2 separate regions of the Mus musculus genome follow, and region 2 is linked to region 1. The links are chromatin loops, found by intact Hi-C in ENCODE. Cell type or tissue: left cerebral cortex. All regions are shown on one strand.

Region 1 (8,000 bases):
TCTGAGCTATTCTAACCCTCTAAGGCTGCTAATACCCAGACGAATGTTCCGTGATATGCCAGTCTAGTCTTGCCCTGGCTTGTTCTGGGCCCTCGTATCTGCTCTCTCACCTTGACCTCTTGTCAAGTCATCCTGGTCTCTCCACGTGGTCTGCCCACCTTCTTTCCTCCTAGTCCTTCTCTTACTTCTCTCTCCCTGGGACCCCTGGCTGGGATCTGAGTTCAGCCTTCTCTGCGCAGCCACAGGCTGATCAGCTCCTTATTAACCAATCAGAGACAGTCGGGGAGCACTCCTTACACAACATTGATACAGGAGATGTTTAATAGTCATAACAGTGCTAGCATCTGGACTGTAAACAGATCTCTGGGCACAGACATCAGCAGCTAAAAGTAGGGTGCACAAGACAAACCCCCAACCTCTGCTGTTTTATCCAGTGAGAGCTTTTACCACGAAGCAGCAAACTTTGTCTTCTTGTGACCTCAAAGAGGACTGGGCTGCCACCCTGTCAACTACAAATGGATGTGTGTATAGGGAGCGTGATTTACTTTGAAAACCCTTGAAAGCGTATCCTGCCAGTCTAAGATCCTGTTCACCTGTGACACAGATAATAAGAAACTAACGTTATCCCCAGCAAATAATAATTTTTGTGAAATCATAAGAGTTTTCTCTCTTTTCTGCACACATTGAGAGCTTTTGTTTTAATTTTGAACCTACAGGTCAAAGAGCAAGAAAAGTGAGGTTTGGGACTAGGGCTTGTCTTGTGTATTATCCTGACAGTGAGACAGGAAAAGAATAAATCTCCACGGAGAGAGTTTACAACATTGCAAGTATCCTTGTGGCTGGACATAGTGTTCCCTGATCCCAGAAAAATACACACACACACACACACACACACACACACACACACACACACACATACACACACACATACACACACACACACACACACATACACACTCACACACACACACACACACACACATACACACTCACACACACACACACACACATACACACACACACACACACACACACACACACACACACATAGACATATACAAACACATGCACATGTACACACGTGTTCCCAGCCACCACCACGCCCTAACCAAGAGACGGAGCCTGAGCTCCCTCCTGTTGCAGCTGGAGACTGAGGCCACGTTACAGTTGCCCCAGTTAGTAGAATGTTGTAGACAGACTAAGGAACTTTCAAGGCTAATGAGTTTCTCACTCATCTCTATCTTGTTATTGACAGGTGGAAAGTGTGTGATGCTGGACTGAAACAGGCAGGAGACATCACAGCAGGAGTGGTCTCCAGAGCCTCTGGGGAGGGGCTCAGGTTGAATTGTCTCCTGAGAGATGGCAGCATATGCTAAGAGCACATGAGAGAAAGGGGGAGAAACAGAAACAGAGACACAGAGTCAGACAGAGACAGAGAGAGGGAGAGAGACGGAGAAAGAGAGATGGAAGGAGAGATACAGAGAGACAGAGAGGAAGAGAGACAGGGAGAGAGAGAGAGAGGGAGAGAGAGAGAGAGAGAGAGAGATCACGAGGTGAGAAAGAAAGCCAGAGAGTATGAGGCAAAGCAGCCAGACTTACCTTGTGACAACCATCACAAGTCGCCAATTCAGCCTTAGAGAACTAACCTACCCCTTCAGGACTCACATTAGTTTCTTCCAAGGGTGACACCCCTAATAACCTAATTTCTTCTCACTAGGACCCACTTCTTTAAAGATTCCATCACCTCTTAATACCAATAAACAGGGGGCCAAGCTTCTAGGACATAAACCATATCCAAGCTGTAACTGGATTCAAAGCAGAACACCCACTTAGATTCAAAGCACAGACACACAAGCTACTGTAGTAGTAGCAGCCCATCTGGGAGAGAAAGCTTGGCAAGGGGTTGATGCAAAAAGAAACCAAGTCTGAGGTGGGGGCCTGATAACCTCAGTCAAGCCATTTCTCCTCTCTCTGGACCCCAGCTTCCTCATGTGTGGTGGAGAATATTAGGCTTACACTTCACATTTTGTGCGTTCCACCCTCATTACCATTACTTGGGTTATCACTAGGCTGATTCCCCTGAGGACAGACTCTGTATCTTTTATCCCTAGCGCTGAGTGCTGGGTTGGCTTGCTGCAAAGGGCGTGCTTTCCCCCTTCTTTCTGCGTGCACACCCATCCCATGGCCCTAAGGACCACTGTGCCATCCAAGGTCAGCCACGGCACTGGAAACGGACTTGATGTTTGTCTGCTCATCATGTTAACCTCATCGCAACAGGATCCCAGTTGACTAAAAAGCTATGAAGCTAGAACTGCTGGTACTTGGTAGCCACTGGATCTTTTACAGCTAAAAGGCTTTCTGGGCTCTCCAAAGACCCTCGGAAGAGGCCTCCCCTCGGTGTGGATATGCATGGTGTGCCCCAGAGGGTCAACGGTCTGCTTCTAGAAAAGAGATGAACATTGTTTTCTACTTTATATCTTAATTTTAAAACACTGATCATGGATCCTGAAGCCCAGGCCACCTCACGTCTGCTTGCCAACAACCCCACCTACACGCCCAAGGGTCGAAGTAATAAATCCAAGGCCATCATGGGGCTGGACCAAAGATCATTTATAGTGTCTAGGCGGTTCACCTGTTCATATGTGTGGCCCTTCCTCGCAGAAGCAGAAGCCACAGACAGAATAGGAAAGAACAGAAGAGTAAAAGACACATTTGTGTATTGTGAACGGCCGTGATTTCAGTGAGGCTGGTTACCTAGAGAGAACTTGTGCTGCCCTTTGGCAGGGATCAGGGCCCGACATCCAGGTCCGTGGGCTCTTGATGTTCTTCTAGTCTTTCCTGGGTCAAAACTCAGTACTATTTCAAACTCAAAGCTGTTGAAGCGAACATTTATCTTCCATATGGAGAACTGACCAATGATGTAGAAGAACTCCTCAGGACTACAGACAGCTTTTCTCCCCCATCCTTATCCAAAACAGTATTTATGCACACGGAGTCAACTGACAGGGTTACCAGTGTTCCCTGCAAATTATAAATGTGCCCACATGCTTCTCACCCATGACTGCTCCAGGACGCCATCGCGTGGATCCAGTTACTAACCATGGTAATGTCCCCTCTGGTGGGTCCCCTCTCCCTGCTTCCCCACCCACCCTCCTTTTTTATTTCACATAGGAAACAGGAAGTCTCATCATCAGGCAAAGCCTCGAAGTGGGACCTTAACATTTGCTACTACATAATTCATGCAGATGGCAAGGTCAACAGGGCTTTGAGAGTTTATTTTGGGAGGGTGGTTTTCTGCAATTCAAATGCAGGAGTAAATGTCAACGCTAATAAAATAAAAATTCTTACAGTAGAGACTGTGTTACTAACTACAAACCAGGTGGAGGGGTGGGCTGGCTTCTCCGAGCTCACGGAGTCTTACTTCCTGCCTAATGAACGGCTCAATTCCTTCTGAAAGGCAAACACACACTGAGATAAGAAGAGCAAACTGGTAAGCCAGCAGGAGAAGTAATTTAAACCAGATTGGTGTCTCTCTCCATAAAAGGAGTAGGTTTCAGGTGTGTCTTGTAACAAAATCTAGCAATGCCGAGAGGGTCACATCACCGCAGCATGTTGGTCAGGGATTACACAAAGCATCCCATTGTTCTGATGTCACTGTGAGGCTCGTACAGAGAACTAGTGTATGGAAGGAGTCCTTGGAACGTTACTGTGTTCTATAGTTTTGTGATGATGTCTTGAGTTCTATCCAGTACAGGACAATTTTTATTTTTTATCAGTCTTCCTCTGTCTTTCTTGCCATATGGCTCTGAAATACTTTGTTCTATGACTGGGCTGGCTAAACTCGGGCCTGCTAAGTTTGCTATGTGGCCTGATGCCAGGCAACTGGATGGTTCAGGGAATAAAGATCATTAACTGTCAGCCGAGTATGTCAAGTCCCTGCTGGAAACAGCACGATGCACACGGACAGAGATCAGTTGCAGTAGGCTCGCTCATCCAGGAGACTTCTCTGCACTAGTGAGAATGAGTCATAGCTTCCATAGTCAGTCAGTGTGATGAATATTCCATGCAGGCTGCTGAGCCCAAGCAGCTGGACCTAAAGAGAATATACCACACTGTTCTATTTATACATGCAGAATAGGAAGCCATACAACCGTGTCTTAGTTAGCGTTCTACTGCTGAGAACAGACACCAGAACCTAGGACAACGTTTAACTGGGTCTGGCTTACAGGTTCAGAGCTTCAGTTCATTATCATCAAGGCAGGAGCATGGCAGCATCCAGGCAGACATGGTGTAGGAGGAGCTGAGAGTTCTACATCTTATTCTGAAGACAAACAGAAGACTGGCTCCCATGTGGTTAGGAGGAGGGTCTTAAAGCCCACACCTACAGTGGCACACCTCCTCCAACAAGGCCACACCCACAAATAGTGCCATTTCCTGAGCCACTCCCTGGGCCAAGCATATTTGAACTACCACAAGTTGATTCCCCTTGTTAGAAATGATGCCTTGTGACAGAAGCATCCTGAATGCTATGAACATCTCATTCCTGGATTTGGGGGATTGGCGCCCAGCTTATAAGAGTCCTCTGAGCTGTCTACTGTGGTGTGTGCTTATGCATACATGTATGTTTGCATGTTCGTGTATGCGTGAGTGTGTGCATGTGTCTATGTAAACAGACACACATTTGACAAAGTTGACATTGGGTGTCTTCCTTGATTGCGTTCCACTTAATCTATTGAGGCAGGATCTCTCAACTGAACGGAACTTGCCAATTCTGGCTAGTGTAACTGGCCAGCTTGTCCAAGGGATCCGCAGTCTGTTTCTCCAGTGTTGGGATTAAGGTGACCAGCGCATCTGCCAACCTTTTACATAGTTTCTGGGGATCTCAGGCTCAGTCTTCATGACTCTGTTACAAGTGCTTTAGCCACCGAGCCATCTCTCTAGCCTATGATATTAATTCTGCTATCGATGGTACTATATCTCCTGTAGCACAGACTGGCCTCAAACTCAGTGTGTAGCTGAAGCTGGCCTTCAGCTCTGATCTTCCTGCCTCCACTCGCAAACACTAGGATTACAAGCATGGGATATGAATGGAATCTGGCTCGTAAATTATTTAGTATTCTTTTGCAGTGTGTGTGTTGTGTATATGTATGTATGTATGTATGTATGTATGTATGCATATATGGAGTGTATGTCTGTGTATGTGTATATGTGTGTGTTATATGTATATATGTGTATGTGTGTTTATGTTGTGTGTGTATGTGTGTCTGTGTATATGTGTGTGTCATGTGTGTATATGATGTGTGTGTATATGCGTGCATGTTCCACCTCAGTCACTTTGATATTCATTTCTTTATATTATAAGCAAAACTCTAAAGCTCCCCTGAGTGCCACCATAGACCCAGCTCCCCTCCCCTCAGCCCCCACCTCTAACTCTTCTTCAGAGTCTCCACCTTGTTCTGACTTGGCCACCTCTCCCTCCACTTCTCAGTACTAGTTAAGCCCTGGCCCTGGAGCTGCCCCTGCCTCTCTCCAGTCCTATTTCAACTCTTTCTGCCTCTTGTAGTCTGACATTCCCGCCACTGTGAAAGACTGCTTTCTTATCAAAGCAGAGTAAGATTCACTAACGTCAGTGCACCCAGCTGTAAGAAGGAAGCATCCAGAAGGTTGGAGTCGGGGAAACAAAGGCAGCAGTGAGATCCCACATGGCTAAGGGAGGCACCACCAAGGGTTTAAAGGCCCCTTGTGTGTGTGTGTGTGAACATGGAGTGTGTCCTGTGGCCTTGGTGGGGGACACTGAGCATTTGCAAAGTACCAGGAAGGAAAGGGATTAAAGGGACAGGATGGAGTCTGTCACTAGAAAGGGAGGGAACCTAGTTCAGCACTCTGAGAATGAGGCTAAGGTGAGATGAATACCCTTGTTTCTGGATGGGAGCAGATGACCTGCTAGTCATGGCCACTGAACCAAGGCTGGCTTGTTATGTCTGTACTTGTCCCAGTAACAGAGCCACAGCGATCCACAACAGGAATCAACCTGGACGCTCCTCCCCGGTGAGCCCTGGGCTGAGCTATCACTGGGCACGGCTCACACCACCCACCTGTGGTCTGGGCCCTCTGCAGTCTCATCCAGGTTGGCACCAATTGCCCTTCTGCCTGGGACTTTGTTCCCCTCTGGGAAGGCCACCCTTTCCCCCGACATACCCAGTGTTAACTATGAACTTTAGCATTCACGTAACTACCTCTGGCCACGGCTGACATGTCCAGGATGGGTCCTTGAGCAATGAAGGATGAGAAGTCCATTTCCTGAATCCCATCTTCCACTGCAGGGAAGGCCCATCCAAAAAGGATGGATCCGGGCCAAAGGGAGAGGATGGCAGTCCTCTAGGGCAAGAACTAGAAAAGGGAAGTGAGTTATCAGGGGCTGCCATAGTTAAAATGGGAGGCTCTTGGCAGCCATGTTTCCAGATAACAGTCACAGAAACACTATTGAGAGAGAAAAAGGAGATGGGGGAAGAGGACAAAACAAATTAAAACACAAACAAAAATTAATGTAGAGCCAGAGACTGGGGTCTGAAGAAAGCAGAACTGGAAGCTAGCCTTCTGGACAGTGTCCAAGGTCCTTGGCTGTGTCCCTTCCTGAAGGCCTGATCCATTTGTGGCGTCACCAGGAGAATCCAACAACCTCAGCACAAGGTCCTGGTACTTGCAATCAAGAGAGCATTTCCTCTGAAGTCAACAAGCTGATTTTGGTTCTTCACATACAGGGTCCAGCATTATGCAAGGTCAACTTGGTCCTCCATTAAGTTCAAAACCCCAGTGGGTAACATTGGCTACTTCCTGTGGCACAAATCCTCCTAAAGTAACTCAATCTCAAGTTATCAGAGATTTAAGAACTCAAAATTCCCAAGAGCATGGCAATCACCATAGCAAAGAGCCAGCAGGGGGCATAGGAGCCAGTGGAGGTCATATCAGTGCCCTGCTGTGCCCCCTGAACCCACCCCCACCCCAGCTTCTCAGACCCTGGCCCTGTCTTTGCTCATTCAACCCTCTCTTCTCCTAGTACCTGGTGCAATTTACATTCACGTGCCCCCCAAAGGCCCATGTCCAGAAGTTTGGTCCCTAGCTGTGTCAGGATTACATCTTAGGCATATCACGGTGATGAAACAGCAGATGAAAAGAAACCTGGGGTGGAAAGGGTCTCTTTGACTTACACATCCTGGAACACAGTCCACTGAAGGAAACCAAGGCAAGAACTCAAACTGGGCAGGAACCTGGAGGCAGAAGCTGATGCAGAGGCGAGAGAGGGGGCTCTTTATTGGTTTGGTCACCATGGCTTGAACATTCAAGCTGCTTTCCTATTGAACCCAGGACCACCAGCCCGGGGGTGGCCCCACCCTCTCACATCAAACATTACTGAAGAAAATGCCCAACAGGCGTGTCTACAGCCAGATCTTATAGAAGCCTATTCTCAATTAAGGGTCCCTCCTCTCCGATGACTCCAGCTCATATAGAAAAAAAACAGTCATCACAGTAACTCGAGGAACCTCTGGGAGAGGGACACTAATCGGAAGACTTAAGGTCTCTGGAGATGAGTCCCTGAAGTGATTGGGACACCAGCCCCTTCCTACCTTCTTTTGCTTCTGACCATGAGATGATCAGTTCTGTGCCACATGTCCCCGCCACATGTGCTGTGCCACCATAGACCCAGAGACACAGGACCAAGGTCCGTGGTCTGAATCTTCTGAGACTGAGCCAGAGAGAAACTCTTCTTCCTTCCGTTTCAGTGGAAGATCCCAGCTATCAGTCGCAGTGATGGGAAACTGCGTAGGTAGGATTTCCGTTGCTTTCTCCCTTCCTCTGCTTCTCAGGGCTCGCTTACATCACTACCTCATGCTAGAAGCCGTCTCCAGCCTTCCTCATCCCCCTCGCCCCCCCCCCCCCCCCCGTCCTTCTGTCTGCTCCCAGTCTCACACTCACCACACTAAGCTGGACTTAGTGAAGGC
Region 2 (8,000 bases), 160 kb before region 1:
AGCAGCCTTTTGGGGCTCTTAGCCATCTGTCTAGGTGATTGATACACGGCCCCTGAGACACTTTGGAGTGTGGGCACAGGATTCTGGTGGAGAGTTAAGAGTGGTCAGAGATTCTCAGGCCTGGAGGACAGGCAGGCTTAGGCTCAGGCTGTGGCCCCTGGTTTATCTTTTTTGTCTCTTCCTGTCTTCGGCATCTTCCTGGGTCTCATTTTCCTGCCCTGTAAGGAAGAGGTTGCAGGGGTAGCGGCTTGCTGTCCCTCCTTTCCCACCCCTGGCCTTGTCTTCCAGAGGCTTCCGTGGGTTCAGGGCTCCACTGGACAGGTGCCACCTAGGAAGCCTCTGGAAGCAGTGGTGCTGCCCATCAATCTGGTATCATGTCTCAATGAGGGGTGTTCTGTCATTCACCTTCTAAGACCCCACATCATGTCACTCCTCTTCCTCTCAGCCGGCTCTCACACCTAGCCCTCCCAAAGAGTCCCCGCTTCCACTTTCCCTCTTCTGGGAAGTTCCAGATGATTCTGCCACATACACCCAGGATTTCTGTTTGACTTGGGGTTTACCTAAGGTGCTGTGTACCTCCCTCCATAGGCAGGGAACCCTCCTGTGTTGCCTGGGAAATGGACTCCCTGGCTGACAGTGAATGGTGAATGGTGAATGGAGACTCCTGTGTAGCTCCTCCTATCCCTTCCCCAGCAGGAAGGCAGGGACCCAAGGGCTCCAGGAAGGCTGCTAGCTTTCAATGCTGTTTCTTGGGAACTTAGGAGCTGCTACCCCATTGGCTACACTCAAGCCTTCTTCATGATGATGATGGGATGCAGGCCTGTGTGGGATCCCCTATCTTCCATCCACAGCAACATCCGGTAGCTGTCTTGGGACCTTCCCTTCTCTCTTGCTGCACTTCAGTGTGTAAGTGTGTAAGGGCGCCCTAGGCTTGTTGTGTGCTCCCTGCCCGGCTTCCTGCACTTGCCTAGACCTTGCTTTCCTCTTCTAGAAGACAGCGCTTCAGCGCTCTGGCTTAAGGAGGGCTGCTTAGAAAAGCCCCTTCTTTGCAAAGGATGTTGGTGTCAGGAGAAGCCACATGCTTTCCAGGGTGACTCAGAGCTTCCTAGACTCTTTGTGTCTCTCCGGATCCCGTGATCACTGAATAATTTATTTACCCCTCAGCACCCCCACTTGCTTCTCTAGCTATTCTCTGCTCATTAGTGCTGTGCCCAGAGTGGGCAGGGAGGAAGAACCATGGAAGTGAACACCCCTTCGCTGGCTCTCGGGCACCCCACTATCTTGAGACCCGGTGGCAGGAATCAGGGCTGGACTCAGGCACAAGATGCTGGGTGGTGCAGGGGGAACTTCGCCACCATCTGCCAAGACTGCACTGTGTGTATCTCTGCCGCTGAGTGGTTGGATGATATGGATCAGGAGCTGTCCCCACTGGCTGGATGCAGCTAGTAATTCTTTCCTAAGCATTAGTTCTGAAGGTGAGGGGGAAGGAGCACTTGATCAGGAGCAAGGATGACGGCGCTTACACTTCATCAGGGGAAGAACTGACATTCAGCAAAGATGAGGTTCTTTTCTTTTCTTTTCTTTTCTTTTCTTTTCTTTTCTTTTCTTTTCTTTTCTTTTCTTTCCTTTCCTTTCCTTTCCTTTCCTTTCCTTTCCCTTTCTTTCTTTCTTTCTTTCTTTCTTTCTTTCTTTCTTTCTTTCTTTCTTTCTTTCTTTCTTTCTTTTAAACATTATATATACTCTATTTGCTTCACAAACACTGAAGCTTTAGGACGCCAAGGCTTGCTTCTGTGTAACTGGCATGTGAAGATGCTGTGGGTGGTCTTCCAGGCAGTGTGTGGAGGAGAGGTAGGGGTTGTTACAGAGAAGAAAGGGGAAGGTGCCTGGGTTGAGCCTCCCAGACACTGCACCTGTTAGATGGCAATAGGTCTGGTCCCACTGCAGGAGCCCAGCATAGGAGTCTGGTGAAATGTACACCTCTGGGCTCACTCGTTATTTCCCTGCAGTAGCAACTAGACCTGCCTGTGCCTGACAGAGCGGGGAGCCCTTCACCATCCTCCTGACTGGGCCCTCTGGACTTTCTGCTGGCCCAGAAATCTCTGCTCCCCTGTCCTCTGCACTGTAGTACAAGGTTCTGGGAATGTTCATAGAGCACTTCTGGTGGAGAATCAGGTCTTCCTGCACCTTCCTTCCTACCTGGTCCTGCCCAGGCTCTGAAGGAAGCTAGGACCAACCATCGCTGTCATTACCAGTGTCGTGATACTGCTGAGCACACGAATCCCACAGGCAGGGACTCTGTTCACACAGCTCGGGCACAGCCCAGGAACCATGTTGAGTAGCCTTTCTCCAGAGAGACACAGCTCACTCTTCCTCCTCCCTCTCTGCCCTTCCCCAACACACATCCTTTCTTCACGCTCTCCATCCTTAGCATCTCTTGTCACTGGACAGGTATGAAAGCCGCAATCCTGAATCCTCTCAACTGCCCAGACACCCACTCTCCCACTGGCAGCTGATAGCAGAAGAAACTGGTTGTCCATTAGAAGATTGGCTTCTCAGGGGAAGGGAGGATGGGATGGGCGTTTCTGGGACAGAGGGAGGGGCGGGGGAACCGGGAAAGGGGCTAACATATGAAATGTAAGTAAAGAAAAGATCCAATTAAAAGAAAAGAAAAAATTAAAATTATTAAGTTAGATCTATATTATAATCACCCAGAATAAATATTTTTATAAAAGAAGAAGAAGAAGAAGAAGGAGGGGGAAGGGGAAGGGGAGGGGGAGGGGAGAGAGGGAGAGGGAGAGGGAGAGGGAGAGGGAGAGGGAGAAGGAGAAGGAGAAGGAGAAGGAGAAGAAGAAGAAGAAGAAGAAGAAGAAGAAGAAGAAGAAGAAGAGGGGGAGGGGGGAGGGGGAGGACTGGCTCTGGCTTCTGGGTGTGCTCCTTGACTTGTCAAAGATGAAGATGTGACATCTGCGTCCCTGTGTATCACATAGAACAAGAATGAGACTTCCACTCCTCCTTCCATCTTCTCTGTCCTCTCATCCTGGATGATGATGGATAAGCGACAGACACTTGGGTTATTTTTGTGAACCTGGCAAGAGCTGAAGTTTCCTTCTTCTGTATCTTAAGGCTCCATGCATTTGCTCACTTCAGTGCCTACGGCAATGACCAAGAAATAATTGCAACGATGGGATTATCGGTCCAGCCTTGGATCTCTGGTTTAGAAGGGCTGGGTAGGCACAGCCTTGTTGTAGAGAGAGTTGCTAGCTAATATTGTCCCACTCACACTGGTGCTCCTTTTGGAGGTATGAAGGACCGACACCCCCCACAGTGACGGCTCATATCAATGGATCGCTGACTCTAGCAAGCCCTGTTCTAGCGGGGGGGGGGGGCACAATTCACTGAATCTTACCCTGTTCTATCAATGCCAATCCCAGCATTATGCCCACCTTCCAGATGAGAAAAGGGAAGCACAGACAGGGAGTGGCAGAACCAGGCCCTAGGCCTGGCAATGAACCAGAGCACAGCCCCAACCACGGTCCTGCCTTACTCTGCTAGGCTTCCTGCCTTCTGTGGGGATAGAATCCACAGGATGTTTTCCAGGATCTATTAGGTTGAACTCCAGATATCAGAGTCGCTTGTATGGCAGGAGGAATAAAAACAAACAAACAAACAAACAAACAAACAAACCAACCAACGTTGGTTGTGATAACTGGTCTGCCATTTTGGAGCAGAAAGCCCCACCATCTGATGGGAGAGACAGAAGGAAGAGGTGGACCACTGTGAACCGATGACATCAGAGTTGGGAGCTCCCCAAGTCCTCAGTGAAGTGTAGTACTGTGGAAGATGCTTATACTTAAGAGAACTGAACTAGAACAACACTGGTCCTGTGTGGACCCGGAAGGCCAGCTAGCTCGGCTGGCGTGACCTGGTGGGTAGGGTAGATAGGGTGGTTCAGTGGGTGAGAGCTTGCTGTGGTGAAGACCAGCCTCTCTTTACTGCTGCTCTGGTGAAGTTACTGGGGTGTCTGAATCGTGGTCCAGGCTAAGTGAGGCTGAAAGGTCCACGAAGCAGGTTCATTTAATGCATGTTTAGCTTCTCAGGGTTGAAGGAGACGTTAAGTGTCTCTGGTGGGTGATTTAGCACTTACGGCGGTCGCTATGGAGATGGACTATAGAGTGCCAGAGAGTGGGGTAAGTGCTAGATGGTGTGTGAGGGGCCTTTCTGTTCAGGAAAAGCACATGCCAGGACGCCCACCCAGCTTTACCCTCGTTCATCTGAGTTTTTCAAGGCTGCTGTAAGTGATGGGCCCTTTATCTGGCCGGTTCTCCGCTACCACACTGTAATGCCCATCCCTTGCCACTAGAGGGCTGAGGTTTTGCACAATGACAGGGACACCTTCGAGTTCATGGGTCTCCAGAGGAGCTGAGGAGGCCAAGCAAGGTAGAGTCTGAAAACTGACTTAAAGAGTAGATGAGGTAGCACCGTATCTGAGCGGGGTGGGGGTGGGTGGGTGGCTTCTGTGCTTCCACCGCACCCTGTGTGAACAGTGGCTGTGGTCTGTGTGGCTGATGGAGGCCATACATGTGTGATCTTGGCAGGTAGCTGTGAGGTTGGGGAGCGAATGTATGCAGTATAAACTTGCATCCATTTTCTTTCCCCCTCCATCTTTCCCCTGCCCCCCACCCCCTGCTTCCTCTTGGGCTGTTTCTTTGAGTTTTACTTGGCATCTGGTCATTTCTCAGTGTTGTAAGGGGTTCTCAGGCTCCCAAGGTGGGTAGCCCCGTTCTAGAAGGCCAATCGAAAAAGAGGTGACAGAGAGGTGGCTCTTTTGTCCAGTACTGTGCTGGATTGTGTCCTGCTACAGAGTCTGCTGTGACACATGTCACTGCTGTGACAGATGCAGAGCCCAAACTGCCAAACATTTCCGAACATTTCCTGCTGCTCCGTCCAGGGCCATGTTGTTCCCATAGTATGGATGGTGTGTTCTCGGTGTTCCTCAGTGTGCGGATGCTGATGAGACTTAGGTCCTGTTCCAGCTTAAGGGTAGGCAATAGCTGGCTCTCCTTCACGGTGACAGAGTATCCAGGACATTCGGCTCAATGGTGGGGGGGGGGGGAGCATTTGTTTCAGGTTATGGTTTCAGAGCTTTGAGTCTGATGTCACTTGGTCTTCATGCCTTTTGGCATGAGGCAGCAGAGAACATTACGGTGGGAGCTTGTGGTGGAGGAGGCCTGTGTGCCTCCTGGAACCGGAAGCAAAGGAGGACACAGGAAGTGACTGGGGCCTCAATATCCCTACGTCTCCAAAGACCTAACTTCCTTCCACTAAGCCCACAGTTGTGAGTGAGCTGTGAAGAGGAGGGGGGAAGTAGGGGAGGATGGGGGGTAGGGGGGATGCCTTATGGAATAAAAATGAACTCACAAGCCATACTAGTTTCTTTTTTAACTCACAAAGTACTACCACTACCACTTAGTAGCCATGACTAGTGGTGGTCACATGTTCTCTTACTCCAATAGTAAGTATTCTCAGGCCATTTATTACCCTGCCCATGATGATATTTAAGTATGGGTTGCAGAATGGCCAGGTCTGCTGACAGATTGGCCACTGCTGCCCTAGTGTGAGGTGTTCCTTCTTATACCTTGTTCAAGCAAGGGCATTGCATCTTTCCTTGGTCTGGTGTGTTTGATAAGTTCATGAGTCAAACTCTCCTAATATAGCTTAAATATGCTCACATTATCCTGATTTACTGTTAAGACTCCTACTATGTAAATAATTTGTGTCTGTGTCTCACGGCTTATCTTATGGACAGAGGATGGCTGTCTCCTCCCGTAAACAAAATGTAGAGAGGATCAACTTCAGCATCTGCATAGAGTGGGCCAGAGTCGGTCCAGCCAGGCTTGTCCCCTAAGCTGCTGTTCTATGTAATTTGCAGTCAGTTAGAATAGGCTGCAACCTGGCCTCTAGACCCTTCCTAAAGGTTCTAGCACCTTCCAACACACCATCGACTAGGGCCTAGTATCTAACAGATGGGCCTTGAAACTCACCCGGATCCTAGCTCAAATGGAGTACAATGTGTGAAGCAGGCACAGGCTGGAAGGCGTGCGTGGTGGCAGGCACGGCTCTCACTGTGGCTAGAGCATACTTCCATCTGTCGTAGCCTAGAAATCTAAAGACAAGCATGTCCCAAATCCAGGCGCTCTCCCCACTCCCACACCATGTTTCCCTGCCCCAGTGGAGGAGTCTATGCTGTAGACAGTTCTTTCTATAGCCTTCTCTCCCTGAAGGAGTGAATCAGGACTAGAATGGCCAAAGGGCAGGAAGCAACAGGGAGAAAGAGAACGGAAGCGTGGATCATGTTTAATTCATAAACCAAATAATCTCTCGCCCTTGGCAATGTGCAGGATACTTCTCACCCTGCAGTAGGTGGCTCTTTCAGGAAAACAAGTCGTGTTTAATTGCATTTATATTTACTGGGCACCCATTAGTTAGCCACTGTATTGGAGACCGCAGGCATATCAAAAAGATAAAAGTCAAATCTTCAGGAATCCTATGGTATAAGATGCTACTTGAACATAAGATAGCAGGGGCCAGCAGTGCAGATTCACTTTTGTTATTGATGAGGAGACAGGCACTCTACTACCGAGCTGCATCTCCAGTCCCAAGGACATGTTTGATTGGGGACATTACAAATGTCACATTCATGTGTGCATTTTAACACACTAAAGTGAGGAGAAACATGGCTAGCCCAGCCCATCAGGACCTTTAGGCTTGTCTGTGGAGTATGAGCTTTGGGAAGTGTGAAGATGTGCTGAGTACCTGACTAGCCTCCTGCTTGGATCTGGGTGGGGACTTAGGAGCAGGTGAACACTGAGAAAGCAGTTGCTGGTAGGGACCAGGGTTTTTGTGTCCCAGACCGTGGCAGGAAATTCTTGCCCAAGACCAGAGATTGCAACAAGTTGAGCCTTAGCTTACCTGAGTGAACCACACGGAGCTGGGAATTGATGCAAAAAGCAAGATGAATGTATTGTCCCAATGTATTGGGGCCACCTGAAGGAGAGATGGGGACCCCTACCCCCACCCCAGTCCATTTGGTCAGTCTTTATACAGTTTTTTTCAGAGCAGCAGCCATTAGGCACAATGCGATTGGCAGAACAGTGTGACTTTTAAATTGATTGGTCTTTGGGGAATGAGGTGGCAGGGTCTGTTGTGCGGAATGTGTTTACCTGGTCTAGACCTCCCCCACCTGCAGGTCTGGTCCTCCCGCGGAATGTTAATTAGCTTTCCCCTTCCAGAGGAGAAGGGTCTGGTGGGATTTTTCAGAAAGGTCCTGCACTGACCTTTTCAAACGGAAACTATGAACTGGGCCTGAGCCCTGAGGAGAGAGCGAGTGCACAGACTTGCATAGCTGTGCTTAACCTTACTCACAGGGCCAGAGAGGAGTGGGGCAGAGGAGAGGGAGATTAGCATCTGGGTGGCACAGAGATAAAAGGAGGAACAGATTGGGAGCAAATGAGGTGCTAGGGAGAGGAGGACACATCCCAGGTATGCCAGAATGTCTGCTGGCGGCCCATGCTTGTGTAATAAATTGCAAACTCAGGGCTGGGTGGACCGTGTGGCTTCACAGGTCAGCAGCATGGAGGTGAGACACAGGTTACAGCTAATGGGGCTTTGGGTACTGGCAGGCGGGGCCATGGTCTTAGAGGTCTGTTGATGTGTGTGTTCTACTCTGGATGTTTGAGTTTGAGCCTCCGCTGGGATGGGGGAGGAGGCCATGAATCGGCATTGAGTTAGAAGAGAGCTAGTGGGGCTTACTGAGAACTCATCCGCTAGAGGTAGCCGTGAGCCCATGGGAAGGGATGAGTTCACCAAAGGGAGGAGCAGGGGGCCAAGGGAGCACCGCTCGTGAATCCTTCTTATCACAGGGCTGCTTGGTGCCAGGGTCTCCGACACACAGATACCAGTTAGGCATCCAGAGCACCAGCAGGGCTCAGAGAGAAGCTTGC

The links. Hi-C counts contacts between places; a loop is a spot of excess contacts. Peaks named below come from ENCODE experiments on the same cell type or tissue, not always from the same donor. Only the 100,000 strongest peaks of a DNase experiment are listed, where the experiment ranks them.
Region 2: a loop joins it to region 1, with 3.0 times the contacts of the local background. A loop is called at or near these places in 19 of 42 quality-filtered maps.

What each region holds. Positions count from the first base shown.
Region 1 is chr1:181,531,709-181,539,708 of GRCm38, forward strand. Gm32767 (a long non-coding RNA gene) reads right to left here. Exons shown (of 3, transcript XR_373754.2): 1 at 7,975-8,000; 2 at 6,237-6,390; 3 at 3,288-4,093. Among named protein-coding and RNA genes, the nearest start is that of Gm32767, 4.3 kb to the right of the region's middle. In left cerebral cortex, no CTCF peak of the experiment used is centred here; DNase peaks (open chromatin) are centred at 1,915 and 4,069; H3K27ac peaks cover 1,241 bases.
Region 2 is chr1:181,375,487-181,383,486 of GRCm38, forward strand. The region is part of intron 1 of Cnih3 (cornichon family AMPA receptor auxiliary protein 3); the gene reads left to right. Among named protein-coding and RNA genes, the nearest start is that of Cnih3, 27 kb to the left of the region's middle. In left cerebral cortex, a CTCF peak has its summit at 4,354 (motif pointing right); DNase peaks (open chromatin) are centred at 1,114, 4,321 and 6,133.